Regions from separate parts of the Homo sapiens genome. Here region 2 is linked to region 1. The links are chromatin contacts, found by Hi-C or POLR2A ChIA-PET in ENCODE. All regions are on one chromosome and are shown on one strand. The core of a region is the stretch at or near the end of the contact, and the rest is flanking DNA. Distances in the headings are between cores, read along the strand shown.

Region 1 (5,518 bases), core at 1,689-4,188:
TTTTTGTTTACTGTGTTATTTAACAGAAAGGGAACATAAAAGGCTGTGACTTTCCTACTTAATTAAGGATCTGGAAGCCACATTTTGTATGGAAAAAATTGTTTTTCTTTTATTATTTTATTTTTTTATTTCAATAAGTTTTGGGGGAACAGATGGTGTTTGATTACATGAATAAGTACTTTAGTGGTGATTTCTGAGATTCTGGTGGACCCATCACCCAAGCAGTGTACACTGTACCCAGTGTATAGTCTTTTATCCCCTGTTACCCCCACCCTTTCCCCCAGTCCCCATAGTCCAGTATATCATTCTTACGCCTTTGCATCCTCATAGCTTAGCTCCCACATGTGACTGAGAACATACGATGTTAGGTTTTCCATTCTTGAGTTACTTCACTTAGAATAATAGTCTCCAATTTTATCCAGGTTGCTGTGATTATTTCTTTTTAATGGCTGAGTAGTATTCCATGGTGTATGTATGTATATGTGGTGTGTGTGTGTGTATATGTAGGTGTGTATATATATATATACACACACATATAATTATATATAAATATATACATATATAATTATATAATATAAACATATATATACACACACACATATACACACACACACACACCACATTTCTTTACCCACTCGTTGATTGATAGGTGTTTGGGCTGCTTCAGTATTTTTGCAATTGTGAGTTGTGCTGCTACAAACCTGCGTGTGCAAGTATCTTTTTCGTATAATGACTTCTTTCCCTCTGGGTTAATACCTAGTAGTGGGATTGCTAGATCAAACAGTAGATCTACTTTTAGTTCTTTAAGGAATCTCCACACTGTTTTCCGTAGTGGTTGTACTAGTTTACATTACTACCAGCCGTGTAAAAGTGTTCCCTTTTCACTGCATCCATGCCAACATCTGTTATTTTTAAATTTTTTGATTATGGCCATTCTTGCAGGAGTGAGGTGGCATCGCATTATAGTTCTGATTTGCATTTCCCTGATACTTAGTGATGCTGAGCATTTTTCATTATGCTTATTGGCCTATCTTGTTGATATATCTTTTTTTGAGAATTGTCTATTGATGTCCTTAACCCACTTTTTGATGGGATTGTTTGATTTTTTCTTGCTGATTTGTTTGAGTACTTTATAGATTCTGGATATTAGTCCTTTGTCAGCTGTTGTTTTTCTTAATCCTTAATCTTTTTTTCCACTGAGATAGGGTCTTGCTCTGTCAACCAGGTTGGAGTGCAGTGGCATGATCATGGCTCACTGCAGCCTCGGCCTCCCAGGCTCAAGCAATCCTCCCATTTTAGCCTCCTGAGTAGCTGAGACTACAGACGTATGCCACCATGCTTGGCTAACTTTTAAATTATTTTGTGGGGGATGGGGGGTGGTCTTACTATGTTGCCCAGGCTGGTTTCAAACTCCTGGGCTCAAGTGATCCTTTCGCCTCAGCCTCCCAAAGTGCTGAAATTACAGGTGTGAGCTACTGTGTCTGGCCAGTCCTTAATTCTTTTTCATTTTATTTTTTTAAAAAAGCAAGAAACCAGAGAGACTTAATTCTTCAACTAGTTTAATAACACCCAAAGGGAAAGTTTAGAAATGTGATTTTTTTGTTTTTGCTCATAAATACACATTTATATGTTTATTTATTTAAATAGTAGAGTGAAAATAACAAGATAGAGTGAATTCTTCCCAGGAGGAAATCTTCATTTATTGAGGGTGGAGGTAAAAACATTCTTCCATTGAACACATTTATAAATGGTTAGGTGTTACTGAAATACTATGCATAGCACTCAGCTTCAAGAACAATATAGTCAAATAGATTTAATACCCTAACTTACCAAGTTTCTTTGAAACTTAACGCCTAAATTTTGGTCCTCCTTTATTATTTGGAAGCGATAGATCACAGAATCATAGAATTGGGGAACTGATAGGTGATTTGTCTGTCCTTGAAACTTGGCAAATTAGTATCTTAAAAAAATTAGCATTGATACCAACATGCAAAATTTCTCCAGTCACCAACACTTAACGCTGTTTTGTTCTAGTATTTTCAGCTGTCCACAGGAAATCTACTCTATCCCAATGTCTAACACATGAAGTGACATTTTTGTCTCTCTAACATTTTTAGTTCCACCTTTTAAATTTTTGTCAAAAGAATCATTTTCATTATTGCTTTGGGCTGAAAACTGTATTGTCATCTTTGATACAAGTTTCTTATTAATTTGTATTAGATCTTTCAGAATAGCTCTCTTGTCATTTCCTTTCCCTTTCCACATGACTTCCCTCATTCAGGGTCTTTTCATCCTACTGTTGGATAATTACAACAGCTTCATATATGGTCTGCCTCTAGTCTTTCTTTCTCCTAGTGGGCCCTGAATACCACTGATAGAAAAATATGACTGTAGTTACAGCCATGCTCAAGAACCTGAAATGGCTCCCTGTTATCTACCTCAATCAGTCCAAGCCCTGTTGCCCGACTTTTAAGCCTCTCTTACTGGGTCAGTCATATTTCCAATAGTATTTACTTTTACACCTTAGCACAAGCTCTTTGGTTAGACTCTTCAAAGTCTTTTAAATATTGTATTGTCATACCCTCCTTGGTGCTCTTCCTTTTGCTAGGAAAGTCCTCCTTCTCCTGTATGCCCTTTAAAGCAGCAGCCCCCAACCTTCGGCACAGGGACCGGTTTCATGCAAGACAGTTTTTCCAAGGACATGGGGAGCAGGGGATGTGTTGGGATGAAACTGTTCCATCTCAGATCATCAGACTTTAGATTCTCATAAGGAGCGCACAACCTAGATCCCTTGCAAGCGCAGTTCACCATAGGGTTCCAGCTCCTATGAGCATCTAATGCTGCCGCTGATCTGACAGAAGGCGGAGCTCAGGCTGTAATGCTTACTCTCCCACCGCTCACTTCCTGCTTTGTGGTCCGGTTGTAACAGGCCACGAACCTGTACCGGCCCATGGTGCAGAGGTTGGAGACGCCTGCCTTAAAGCCCAGATGAGTTCCCTCCTCCCTCAAAGCCCTTTCTTTACTGTTCAGATTCAAACCTTTTCTCCTGTTTTTCTGAGCTCTTACTTGTACTCACTGTTGGACCACGTAGTAAATAAGAGGTAAAATACAGCATAGTGGTTAAGAGCATGAAGTCGAGAGCCAGACATGGGTTTAGAATCTACACTTTAGATTCTGGCCCTGCCATTTACTACTCTGTGACCTTGGGCTAGTTAATTGACCCCCTTGTGCCTTGGTTTCCTCATCAGTAAAATAGGGATAATAACAGTGTTTACCTCGTAGGGTTATTGTAAGGATTAAGGATAAATGTATTTAGAATAGTACCTAACATAGTGATATAAGTGTTTGCGTTACAATCAGTATCACTAAGCACTTGTTTATTCTCAGGTATTTTTGGTTTTGTTTTTCATGTATAGTATTTTTATTTTTCCAATTAGATAGTAAGCTCTTTTAAGGCAGAGTGTTACATCTTTTGTTTCAGTCTGATTTTTCCTGGTAGTTATTCAGCAAAACTCATTTGCTAATTTGATTTCTCTGTAGCCTGTGTTCCTGTATAAAAACCTTTAATAAGCTTTTTCTTTAAATGAGCTACTGAGGGAGACATTTGGAAAGAAAAAGCCATGAATGGTTACAAGAATTCATGTAACCATTCATGACCCCATTCCTCGGGTCAGAGGGCTGGTAACAACCTATTAAAAACTTCCACATTATGAGGTAACCTCTAGATTTTGGTAGTTTAAACTGGGACTATTTTGAGACAGAAACGAGAAAAAATATAGTTTTGGTATTTAATGTAGAAGTAACTTTAGTCTTTTTTTTTAAAAAATGGACTATTCATTTATAGCTAAATGTTAAACTTTTTTAAAAGAATGGAATAATCTTTTGTAGCAAATGGAATGCTTGTATAATTAATCTTCTATCTTAAATGTCAAATTATTAATTTTAGAAAATCTTTTTTCACAGGACTTCCTGATCCATTTGCTAAGGTGGTGGTTGATGGATCTGGGCAATGCCATTCTACAGATACTGTGAAGAATACGCTTGATCCAAAGTGGAATCAGCATTATGACCTGTAGGTTTCAACAATTAGTTTGAAATGGAACATATCATTAAATTATTTGATATAGTCTTTGAAAATAATCATGGGAAATGATCTGGGTTTCATCTGTGGTATAATTTGGTCATCACAAAAGGGGTAAAGAAAAGCCCAGTGGGAATGTGCTTTGGCTTATAGACAGGTTTTGAAAGATGAGGTATCTCTAAAATTCTATGAAGAAGAAAATGAAACTGGCTCACAGTAGAGCAATCCCCCACCTCTTTTTTCAATTAAATAAAGGTATTAATTCACCACTTTAGACCAATTATAAAACCAGAAATAAGGATTTGGGTTGCACTGAATAGGCTTCTTTTTGCCTTTATATGGATGGTTTCTTTCTTTTAAATTTTATTTTAAACCATTGGAGTATATGCACCTTTTTAAAAAGGCAAATGATACAATAAAGCTTTTACTGGAAAACAGCAAGTTCCCTGCTCCATTCTCATTCCTGATTCCCATCCTCAAGGCAACTGCTTTAATAACTTTGGCTGTTTATTCTGGTATTTTCATCTGTTTCTAGATATGTATTTTATTTTATAGCATCACAGTTTTCTTTTTTTAGTTTTAGGTAATTTTTTTTTTTTTTTGAGACAGTCTTGCTCTGTCACCCAGGTTGGAGTGCAGTGGCACCATCTCGGCTCACTGCAATCTCTGTCTCCTGAGTTCAAGCATTTCTCCTGTCTCAGCCTCCCGAGTAGCTGGGACTACAGGTGCCCACCACCACATTCAGCTAATTTTTGTATTTTTAGTAGAGATGGGATTTCACCATGTTGGCCAGGCTGGTCTCGAACTCCTGACCTCAAGTGATCCGCCTGCCTCGGTCTCCCAAAGTGCCGGGATTACAGACATGAGCCACTGCGCCCAGCCTAGTTTTAGGTATTTTTGAATTTCCTACCTAGAAGATGATTCGGCTTTATTTTTTATTATTAAAAATTCTTTTAAAATTAGAAACAGTCTCACTCTATTGCTCAGGCCAGAGTGCAGTGGCATAATCATAGCTCAGTGTAGCCTCTAACTCCTGGACTCAACTGATCCTCCCACCTCACCCTCCTCAGTAGCTGGAACTACAGGTGCATGCCACCATGCCCAGCTAATTTTTTTTTTAAGGTAATTTTTTGTAGAGATGGGGTCTTGCTATATTGCCCAGTCTGGTCTTGAATTCCTGGGCTCAAGATTCTCCCTCCTTGGCCTCCCAAAGTATTTGGATTACAAGCGTGGGCTGTGATGCCCAGCCCAGTGGTTCAGCTTTTAAAATTGGTATTCAGCATCCCCATTCTCATGACACAAGCCTCTTCCTTTCTTTAGTCTTCCAATATAATTATATGAACCTTTTTGGTTAAACCATTGTTCCATGTTTACATTATTATGATTATGTAAATATCCATAGTTGGGTCACAGGGGTACAAGAATTACATTTTCTTT
Region 2 (5,559 bases), core at 2,522-5,021, 140 kb after region 1:
GGGCCTGGTGGCGCGTGCCTGTATTTCCAGCTACTTGGGAGGCTGAGGCATGAGAATCGCTTGAACCCAGGAGGCGGAGGTTGCAATGAGCCGAGATCGTGCCATTGCACTCCAGACTGGGTGAGTGAGACTCCATCTCAAATAAATAAATAAATAAATAAATAAATAAATAAATAAATAAATAAATAAATAAAATAAAATAAAATAAAAATAATAAAGTTTAAAAAGTCATGACCAAGCACATCTTCCACAGGGGCCACCCAAAGAAGAGAAAAGCAGCACAGAATTTAACAGGACGAATACCAGCAACATTTCTGGGGTCATGAGCACCAGAAAAGCCTGGGTGTTTACTGGGCAAGGCCCTGAGCCCTGGCAGCATGTTTCGTGTCATCCAAACAACTGCCAGTTGTTGAGTTTTAGCTGCAGGCCAGACACTGTGTTAGGCACTTCACCTGTGTTGCCTTATTTATCCCATTGGCATCACTCCCATTTTATAGATGAGGTGAGTAAGGCTCAGGGAGGTGAAATGACTTTCCTAAGGTCACACAGCCAGTGAATGGAAGGGCTGTGACTCATAGCCAAGTGCCTGACTCCAGCAGGCTGCCTCACTTGTTAGACCACACTCACTGAATACCAGGGCGTGGGCTCTGTTCTGAGGACCTGGCTGGGTGAAGTGGTCAATGTCCAAGTGTGCCTTGTGCCTTTGCTAACCTAGTTTTTCTTTTCTTTCTTTTTCTTTTTCTTTTTTCTTTGAGACAGGGTCTCGCTCTGTTACGCAGGCTGGAATGCAGGGCACGATGATCACAGCTCACTGCAGCCTCGACCTCTCAGGCTCAAGCAATCCTCCTACCTCATCCTCTGAGTAGCTGAGACCACAGGCATGCACCACCACACCCGGCTAATTTTTTTATTTTCTGTAGAGACAGGGGTTTTGCCATGTTACCCAGGCTGGTCTCAAACTCCTGGGCTCAAGTGATCTGCCAGCCACAACCTTCCAAAATGCTGGAATTACAGGTGTGAGCCACTGCACACGACCTAGTTTTCCTTCTATCCTCCTACCTTGACAAATGCACCTTCAGAAGGACCTGGAAGGTCAGGTTTGAATCTGGAATTCTCAGACTTTCCAGAGTTTGGCATCAGGACGTGGCAGCATGGACAGAACCCACTGAAGTCCCGGGCTGCCCCGCTCCCGACCTGGGCTCTGACCTGCACCCTAAGGGGCCTTGCATGCACGTGGACGCCCCAGCCCACATGTGCAAACACCATCCACACCCCCCATAAACAGCTCCCTTGGCTCAGGTTCAGGGATGCTCATACCCTTACTGTGGGCCACCCTCGGGAGGATGAGCTGGGGGAGAGACTGGTACAGGCCCTGGAAATGGCTTCTGATCTGATTGGGCAGGGGATTTTGGTCCAGGTACCTAGAGTGTGGAGCAGAAAAGTGGGAGTATAGGGTTCAGGTGGCTGCATCCCCACGGCTCCCTGAACCCCTCAGCCTAGGGGAAGGTGCATAGCCTGGAGGTACCAGACCAGAGCCCACTAAACACAGGGCTTGGCCAGAGGCCTCTCTTGCCCTGAGCCAAGGGTGGTGCAGGAGTCTGGACCCATCATCATTAGCAGTGGAGCAATAAACAGCCAAGCAGGAGGGCATGGTATTAGAAATCAGTACAAGATGGCCAGGCACAGTGGCTCACAGCTGTTATCCCAGCATTTTGGGAGGCCGAGGTGGGCAGATCGCTTGGGGCCAGGAGTTCGAGACCAGTCTGGCCAACATGGTGAAAACCCGTCTCTACTGAAAATACAAAAATTAGCCAAGCGTGGTGGCGGGTGCCTGTAGTCCCAGCTACTCAGGAGGCTGAGGCACAAGAATCTCTAGAACCTGGGAGGCAAAGGTTGCAATGAGCTGAGATCACACCACTGCACTCCAGCCTGGGCAACAGAGTGACACTCTGAAAAAAAGAAAAGAAAAGAAAGAAGGAAGGAAGGAAGGAAAGAAGGAAGGAAGGAAGGAGGGAAGGAAGGAAGGAAGGGAAAGAAAGGCAGGCATACAAGAAGGAAGGAAGGAAGGAAGGAAAAGAAAGAAAGGCAGACATACAAATGATGAAAAAACAAAGAAAACTAAAAGACCTGGCAGTTCTAAGACAGATGCAAATTGGAAAGGCAGGGCAGAAAGTTTTGCCACAAGTCCCCCTCCTGCTCCAGTTTCTAGGCCTTTCTGTGGTTCCTTTATGGCAGAAAGCAACCCCATGAGAGTTTGCATGGACTCTACCAAAGAGACCCTTCAAGTGATCTGCCAGCCACAACCTTCCAAAGTGCTGGGATTACAGGTGTGAGCCACTGCACACGACCTAGTTTTCCTTCTATCCTTCTACCTTGACAAATGCACCTTCAGAAGGACCTGGAAGGTCAGGTGGCCATGGTGGGAAATGGGTGGGCAGAGGAGCAGCTGCAGTTTCTGGAAGTGAGTTCAGACCTGGCTGAAAGAACTCAGGTTGCTCTTACCTGTTGAGGGCATGGTGACAGGGTGACTGTATGTTGCATAGTTAGGCAATCTGTTTTTAGCTTCACACCTATACTCTTCCTCTTCTCCAGGATTCTTCTTGGTTAAGTTAAATTCAGCAGGCTCCCTGTCATACTTGGAAATAGCTGGTGATATGGCAACATGGTTTTCAAAGAAAGTGTAATTGATGGGCAGCGAGCCATTGACTGAGAGGCAATGTAATGTTATATGTCGGTCTGTTTCTGTTTGAATGACCATAATGTTCAGCACTGGGGAAGTCACCGGGTCTGGAAGAATGAAAGTGAACATGAAAAGGATAAACAGACTGGGTGTGCTCACTCAGACCACAAATATGAGTGGAACCCTTACTCCACTCCAGGCTGTGGAACCAAGATGAACGACCCCCTTCCTGAGAAGTCAAGAAGCTCACGGCCCACTGGGAAAGGCCAATGGGCATGTGGCCAACCCCGTGCAGTGTGTTGTTAGCCGAGGTTCTCAGCTGAGTGCTGAGAAAGCCAGAGAGTGGAGGGCATCTCTCTGCTTTGAGGAATTGGGGTGCAAGCTTGCCCTTCCTAGAATTCACAATCTATTTATTGTTAATAATGAATATAATTTTGTCAATGATCCAGTTCTAAGTATGAAGCTGAGAAGTGCTTTTTTATGTTTATTTTTTATAGACATAGGGCCTTACCATGTTGGCCAGGTTGGTCTTGAACTCCTGGCCTCAAGTGATCCTCCCACCTTGAATTCCCAAAGTGCTGTGGTTACAGGCAGGAGCCACCACACCCGGCCCAAGAAGTGCTTTTATTCTCAATCCTTGTAAATTTACAGTGGGTTTTTTTAATCCAAAAATATCATTTTCTTTTCAATGTATTTATTTATTCAGAGACAGGGTTTTGCTCTTTCAACCATGCTGGAGTGAAGTGGCACAATTATAGCTCACTGTAACCTCAAACTCCCAGGCTCAAGTGATCCTCCTGCCTCAGCCTCTGTAGCTGGGACTACAGGTGCACACTGCTGGCTAATTTTTAAATGTTTTGTAGAGACAGAGTCTCACTATGTTGCCCGGGCTGGTCTCAAACTCTTGGCTTCAAGTGATTTTCCCACCTCAGCCTCCCAAAGTGCCGGGATTTCAGGTGTGAGCCACCATGCCCAGCCCCAAAAATATCGTTTTCTCCAACTGTACTTTTATTTATAGAACTCAGCTGCACAATTATCTTTCACTTCCTCCAAAGAGCAGGAAGTAACCCTGCTAACTAGATTCAAGAGAAATTCTCAACAGGAAATGGGTCTGCTACACTCTGTTAGATCATAGCCTATTCTATGACCTAACAGAAAAACCCAGCTATACATTTTATTATATATATATATAATGCATTAATAAGACAGTATTATAGGAAAGGAAGAAAAGCTGTTAAGTATCTATCATGTGCCAGGCGTGCCAGTCACATGATCTCATTTGACCTTCACGACAGTCTTGTAGTGTGGATAGTATCATGCCCATTCCACAGATGAACCAACTGTGCTTCAGAGAGATTGAGAAATTTGCCCAAGGTCACACAGCTAGTAAATGGCCGAGTTGGGACTGACTTCAAGAGTCCACACTTAAAAACAATTTTTTTTTTATTTACTTTCTTTTCTGTTTTGAGACGGAGTCTCACTCTGTCACCCAACCTGGAGTGCAGTGCCACGATCTCAGCTCATTGCAACCTCTACCTCCCAGGTTCAAGCAATTCTCCTGCCTCAGCCTCCCAAGTAGCTGGGGATTACAGGTGCCCACCACCATGCCTAGCTAATTTTTGTATTTTTAGTACAGACAGGGTTTCACCATGTTGGCCAGACTGGTCTTGAACTACTGACCTCAAGTGATCTGCCCCCACTCAACCTCCCAAAGTGCTGGGATTACAGGCGTGAGCCACTGCAGCCGGCCCTGTGTTCTCTTTAAACATTTGATGAGTGAGCACTTTGGGAGGCCGAGGTGGGCAGATCACGAGGTCAGGAGATTGAGACCATCCTGGCTAACATGGTGAAACCCCGTCTCTACTAAAAATACAAAAAAAAAAAAATTAGCCAGGCGTGGTGGCAGGCGCCTGTAGTCCCACCTACTCGGGAGGCTGAGGCAGGAGAATTGTGTGAACCCGGGAGGCAGAGCTTGCAGTGAGCCGAGATGGTGCCACTGCACTCCAGCCTGAGTGACAGAGCAAGATCCATCTCAAAAAAAAAATTTTTTTTTGATGAGTGAATCAGTGATTAATGAATTTGTGTTTATGGCTCATAGTTTCAACCCTTACTGGGTTGGAGACAACACTATGTTTTAGGCCTCATTAAAAACCCAGTAGTACAATTGCTTGCATGGAGTAGGTACTCCGTAGTGCCTATTGATCTGGCCTAACTGAAGATGATACAGTTTTATAATCTACCAAGATAGTTTTATTACCAGACTGTGTAATTACCCTAACAAATTGCAGGAAGGTCGTGCACAAAAAACATATGAACTGATGGGCTTATTGCTGAGTGCAGCAGGAGTCTGACCACTAGAGAATACCATCAGCTGTGTTCCTGCCCTCACATATCCATCGTATTCCAGTACCATGTTTGCAGGGATTTTCCCCCTCCTTCTTCCTTTTCCTTTCACAAGGAATATACTCAGTTTATGTCCAAAGATCATTGGGATTTTTTTTTTCTTGAGACAGGGTCTCTCTCTGTCACCCAGGCTGCAGTGCAGTGGTGCAATCACAGCTCACTGCAGCCTTGAACTCCTGGGCTGAGGCAATCCTCCCAACTCAGCCTCCTGAGTAGTTGGCACTATAGGCACGCCACCACGCTCAGCTACATATATATATTTTTTAACTTTTTGTAGACACACAGTCTCCACATAGTTCCCAGGCTGGTCTCAAACTCCTGGGCTCAGGTGATCCTCCCGCCTCAGCCTCACAAAGTGCTGGGATTACACCTGTGAGACAGCGCACCTGGCCAAGATAATTGGTTCTAACCTGGAGTCCGTAGCATTCTCTAAAACCTTATGCAGAAATTTGTATACGTAGTTTTATGAGCATTTC

What was found. Hi-C counts contacts between places; a loop is a spot of excess contacts on that map. ChIA-PET counts read pairs that join two places held with the same protein, here RNA polymerase II (POLR2A). Pooled maps may share reads with other maps.
Region 2: a pooled map shows a loop between it and region 1 (1.9-fold over the local background). The contact joins two enhancer-like sites. A Hi-C loop is called at or near these places in 1 of 50 pooled maps. POLR2A ChIA-PET finds 5 or more read pairs at or near these places in 2 of 52 experiments (GM12878 and Panc1).

The regions. Positions count from the first base shown.
Region 1 is chr17:64,596,936-64,602,453 of GRCh38, reverse strand. SMURF2 (SMAD specific E3 ubiquitin protein ligase 2) reads left to right here. Exons shown (of 19, transcript NM_022739.4): 3 at 3,964-4,072. Among named protein-coding and RNA genes, the nearest start is that of SMURF2, 63 kb to the left of the region's middle. Within about 2 kb of position 2,938, at least 4 of the 41 ENCODE cell types and tissues checked have a DNase peak (open chromatin) inside an H3K27ac peak, as active enhancers do.
Region 2 is chr17:64,454,628-64,460,186 of GRCh38, reverse strand. It overlaps MILR1 (mast cell immunoglobulin like receptor 1), which reads right to left. Exons shown (of 10, transcript NM_001085423.2): 4 at 2,503-2,787. Among named protein-coding and RNA genes, the nearest start is that of MILR1, 8.3 kb to the right of the region's middle. RefSeq lists an enhancer at 2,782-2,841. Within about 2 kb of position 3,771, at least 5 of the 41 ENCODE cell types and tissues checked have a DNase peak (open chromatin) inside an H3K27ac peak, as active enhancers do.